2 separate regions of the Homo sapiens genome follow, and region 2 is linked to region 1. Evidence: read pairs that join two places in POLR2A ChIA-PET (ENCODE). Cell type or tissue: GM12878. All regions are shown on one strand. Region 1 overlaps NFATC3 (nuclear factor of activated T cells 3). Region 2 overlaps NFATC3 (nuclear factor of activated T cells 3).

Region 1 (2,500 bases):
CAACTACTTGGGAGGCTGAGGCATGAGAATTGCTTAAACCTGGGAGGCAGAGGTTGCAGTGAGCCAAGATTGCACGACTGTACTCCAGCCTGGGTGACAGAATGAGACTCTGTCTCAAAAAATAATAATAATAAAAATTTAAAAATAAAAATCCCTCTTCTTTCTTGTGGAAATAAAAAATAAGTACCTGATTCAACTCCATCAAATTTCAGGTCTGTATTTGCTCTCACAAAGATCTGAATTTCCTCCATTAAACATTTATCATACTTTATTGGTACTACCTTATTTGCAAGTCTCAATGGACAATAAAGTTCATGGGAGTAGTCAACATGTCTGATTTCCCTCAGTGAACCCCCAGCTACATTAGCAAACTGCTTTGAATGTATTATTTGGTGACCACATTAATGAATCAGATAACTTATTTTGAAGAAAAGAAAAAGTTAATTTGTCAGTTGGCTACAAGGTAGGTGGTATTTTCCAACAGCAGCACAGCTTGCATTCCCTCATCATTTCAAAAAATATGTATTTCAGAAATTTCTTAGCTCTTTTGAAATTCTCCTTTGCAGAATAACAGGAAGATCATTATAACTGATGTTTAAGTACCCTTCTACTTTCCATTTTCACATATCACTAGCCCATTAATTCACAACTCCTTAAAATGTCAGTAACAAACCTAGCTTAATTCTAGGATGCCAATGTAGATATCTTATTCTGCTACATACTCTTCATCAGTGTTGAAGTGTTGGTCAAACTGTTCAAAGAAACCTAAGTAATGATACTAGCTAACTTTTACTGAGCATTTACAATGTGCAAGGTACCATGCCATGTTCCTCACAATGTTTCATTTACTCCTCACAACAGCTCTTAGGTAGATGATATTATATATTATTCTCATTTTATAAAGAAAAAATCCCAAGGTAAAGTTCTCTTCATAATTAACCTCTATCGCATCAATACTAATTTCCAATATAGCACTTACTATATTCTAATGTTTTGTTTATTTACTCATTGTCTCTCTCAGTATAAAGTGAGAAAGGCCCTTGAGGACTGGAGTTTTGTCTCTCTTGTTCATCTCTGCATCCCTAGCACCTACAATACTGTCTATAACGTAGTGAGCAATCAAAAAATACATATCGAATAAGTAAATGGATAGATAGGTGAATAAATTAAGCAATGAATGATTAAATAAAAGGTCTAGAAAGAAAGGTTAAGTTACTTGGTCAAGGATACAGTAAAATCCAGGATTCAACCAAAACAGTCTGGCTCTAGAGCCCGTATTAGTGACTTAGCCATGATTTATTCCTGTGTGGAGCATGTGGCATAGAAGGCACACTAACCACCAAAGATTTAAGTATAGAGTTCTATATTATACTACAGAATACAGAGTTTTGATGAGGAAAGGCTGCCCAGCCAGGGACTACTTTTCCCAGTACTTCTGCATGTAAGTAGGGCCATGTGACTACTTGTAGCCAAAAAATTGTAAGTGGTGATGATTGATAGTAATTTCCAGGTTAATGTAGTTAAGTATCTTGAGTGCTTTCCATACACCTTCTTCTTTCCCATGGACAGTAGAAGCTGTGCATCAAAGACGACATCAAAAGATGAACGTATCTTGGATTCCTGAGCAACAATTTGAAAGAAAATGCAAAATAAACTTTTAAAAAATTTTTTTGGTCTTAAACCACTGAGAATTGGGGATTATTAGTTACAGTAGTTAGGCTACCATGATTAATCCAAGGAAGGAGAGCTTGAACTATAATAATAGTAAACAAGCATTAAGATTTTTATCAGGGGCCAGGCACGGTGGCTTACACCTGTAATCCCAGCACTTTGGGAGGCTGAGGTGGTGCATTACTTGAGGTCAGGAGTTCGAGACTAGCCTGGCCAACATGACGAAACCCCATCTCTACTAAAAATACAAAAATTAACTGGGTGGGTGTGTTGGTGGGTGCCTGTAATCCTAGCTACTTGGGAGGTTGAGGCAGGAGAATCACTAGATCCCAGCAGGCAGGGGTTGCAGTGAACTGAGATGTGGGCCACTGCACTCTAGCCCGGGCAACAGCACGAGACTCTGTCTCAAAGAAAAAAAAATTTTTTTTTAAAGTAAGAGAAAGAGTATCTGACTTTAAGTCAAAGACTAGGCTTTCTAAAAGAGTTTATTTGGAGAATTAAATGAGATAACGTGAAAGTGTTTTAGAAAATGAAACATACGGCCGGGCACGGTGGCTCACGCCTGTAATCCCAGCACTTTGGGAGGCCGACCGAGGAGGGCGGATCACGAGGTCAGAAGATCGTGACCATCCTGGCTAACACGGTGAAACCCCATCTCTACTAAAAAAATACAAAAAAATTAGCTGGGCGTGGTGGCGGGCACCTGTAGTCCCAGCTACTCGGGAGGCTGAGGCAGGAGAATGGCGTGAACCCAGGAGGCGGAGCTTGCAGTGAGCGGAGATCGAGCCACTGCACTCCGGCCTGGGTGACTGAGCAAGACTGTTTCAAA
Region 2 (2,500 bases), 62 kb before region 1:
GGGATTACAGGCATGAGCCACTGTGTCTGGCCGCTATAATCTTTCTTTTTTTTAAAAGAAACAAACAAAAAAACAGTATCAATTACCACACTGAATCAAATCTTAATTAAAATGTTTAAAACAGCTTGACAAACGGGCACAGTGGCTCACGCCTGTAATACCAGCACTTTGGGAGGCCAAGGAGGGCAGATCACTTGAGCCCAGGAGTTTGAGACCAGCCTGGGCAACATGGCGAAACTCCATCTCTACCAAAAACAAAAAACAATAAAAAAAACAAAAACAAACAAAAAACCCCCCAAAAATCAGCTAGGCACTGTGGTGTGTGCCTGTAGTCCCTGCTACTTGGGGGGCTAAAGTGGAAGGATCACCTGAGTCCCAGGAGGTCAAGGCTGCAGTAAGCCATGATCACGCCACTGCACTCCAGCCTGTGCAACAGAGTGAGACCCTGTCTCAAAATAAATTTTAAAAAGGCCAAGTGCAGTGGCTCATGCCTGTAATCCCAGCACTTTAGGAGGCTGAGGCAGGCAGATCGCTTGAGGTCAGGAGTTCAATACCAGCCTGGCCAACATGACTAAACCCTGTCTCTACTAAAAATACAAAAATTAGCTGGGCACGGCAGTGGGCACCTGTAATCCCAGCTACTCGGGAGGCTGAGGCATGAGAATCGTTTGAACCCAGTAGGCAGAGGTTGCAATGAGCTGATATTGTGCCACTGCACTCCAGCCTGGGTGACAAGGGAAACTCCATCTCAAAAAATAAACAAATGAAAAACAGCTTGACAGTTTCCATATCTGTTATAAAATCAACTGTTTTAATGTTTACTGTCTGGTCCAAAACCTGCGGCATAAAAACCATAACGAACATAAATGTTTACGGAAAATTACATTTCCAGGCATACGAATTGTAAATATGAGTAAAATTCAGTGATAATTGGACAGCCACAGAACATGCTTTTCAAGGAGGTGCAATGATATATGGAGGTAGTGAAGAAAATATAAAGACAAGAAGCAAAATAGTCATGAACTATGCCTTAATTGTTTGAGTAAGTTTATATTACAGCCTTCCAGGGGGACTACTTGAAAGAGAACTTGGTGAAACGTCAGTACTGTGCTGCTGTTGTAACCCCCAAAGGAATATCTGCCTTGCCCCAGGAAGCCTGAGACTGAGAAATGCTTCTGGGATTCTTCTGAGCTTGGAAAATTGGTATGAGGCACCGAAATCATCTCAATGAAACTGAACAAGGATAATTATAAAGTTTAGTCTTTGGTCCAAAAAAACCCCATATATATATATATATAAACCTATGTAGGGAAAGGACACAACTTTGCATAATTATGACTCACTAAATCAACAGTATATCACAGCTAAGAAAATCCCCTGACCTCAGGCCATACTGATAAAGTCTTTTCAACAGGGAAAGTGACAGTCTTAACCCACAACAAGCTAGCTACAATGTGTTCCCTTCTGGATACTCCACTATGAAAGGGAACTTAAACATCACGGTTCAAGCAGAAGGAAATTTGCATTTTGGTGAGGGAAGGATGAAGTTGCTGGAGAGTTTTTAAGACTGGGAAAGAGATCAAGCTTTCACACATGTGAAGGCTATTATACAAGAAGGATTAAATATGTTCTGAATTAATCTAGAGGTATTAGATAGAGCCCACATAAAACAAGAAGAGTAGTTAGAACTCAAAAGGCCCTGAGATGTTCCAAAGAAGCTAGGGAAGAGACACAGACGAATATAATTATCATTAAGAATACCAAAGTGTGAACTCCAGCGAGAAAGAGAATGGAGAGCCTTTAAAACTTCATCTAGGCCGGGCGCAGTGGCTCACACCTGTAATCCCAGCACTTTGGGAGGCTGAGGCAGGCGGATCACAAGGTCAGGAGATCAAGACCATCCTGGCTAACACGGTGAGACCCTGTCTCTACTAAAAATACAAAAAATTAGCCGGGCATGGTGGCGGGTGCCTGTAGTTCCAGCTACTCAGGAGGCTGAGGCAGGAGAATGGCATGAACCCGGGAGGCAGAGCTTGCAGTGAGCTGAGATCGCCACTGCACTCCAGCCTGGGCGACAGAGTGAGACTCCGTCTCAAAAACAAACAAAACAAACCAAAAAACACTTCATCTAATACTGAGAATAATACTTTTTTTTTTTTTTTTAAACAGGGTCTTGGGGCCGGGCGCGGTGGCTCACGCCTGTAATCCCAGCACTTTGGGAGGCAGAGGTGGGCGGATCATGAGGTCAGGAGATCGAGACCATCCTGGCTAACACAGTGAAACCCCGCCTCTACTAAAAAATACAAAAAATTAGCCGGGCGTGGTGGCGGGCGCCTGTAGTCCCAGCTACTCAGGAGGCTGAGGCAGGAGAATGGCGTGAACCCGGGAGGCGGAGCTTGCAGTGAGCCAAGATCGCGCCACTGCACTCCAGCCTGGGCGACAGAGCGAGACTCTGTCTCAAAAAAAATAAAAAATAAAAAAAAAATAAACAGGGTCTTGG

The links. ChIA-PET counts read pairs that join two places held together with the same protein. Peaks named below come from ENCODE experiments on the same cell type or tissue, not always from the same donor. Only the 100,000 strongest peaks of a DNase experiment are listed, where the experiment ranks them.
Region 2: POLR2A ChIA-PET joins it to region 1 with 12 read pairs; 7 of 35 experiments call an interaction of 5 or more read pairs at or near these places.

What each region holds. Positions count from the first base shown.
Region 1 is chr16:68,137,631-68,140,130 of GRCh38, reverse strand. The region is part of intron 3 of NFATC3 (nuclear factor of activated T cells 3); the gene reads right to left. Among named protein-coding and RNA genes, the nearest start is that of NFATC3, 54 kb to the right of the region's middle. In GM12878, no CTCF peak of the experiment used is centred here; no DNase peak of the experiment used is centred here.
Region 2 is chr16:68,199,201-68,201,700 of GRCh38, reverse strand. All of the region lies in intron 9 of NFATC3 (nuclear factor of activated T cells 3), which reads right to left. Among named protein-coding and RNA genes, the nearest start is that of MIR6773, 33 kb to the left of the region's middle. In GM12878, no CTCF peak of the experiment used is centred here; a DNase peak (open chromatin) is centred at 1,391; H3K27ac peaks cover 929 bases.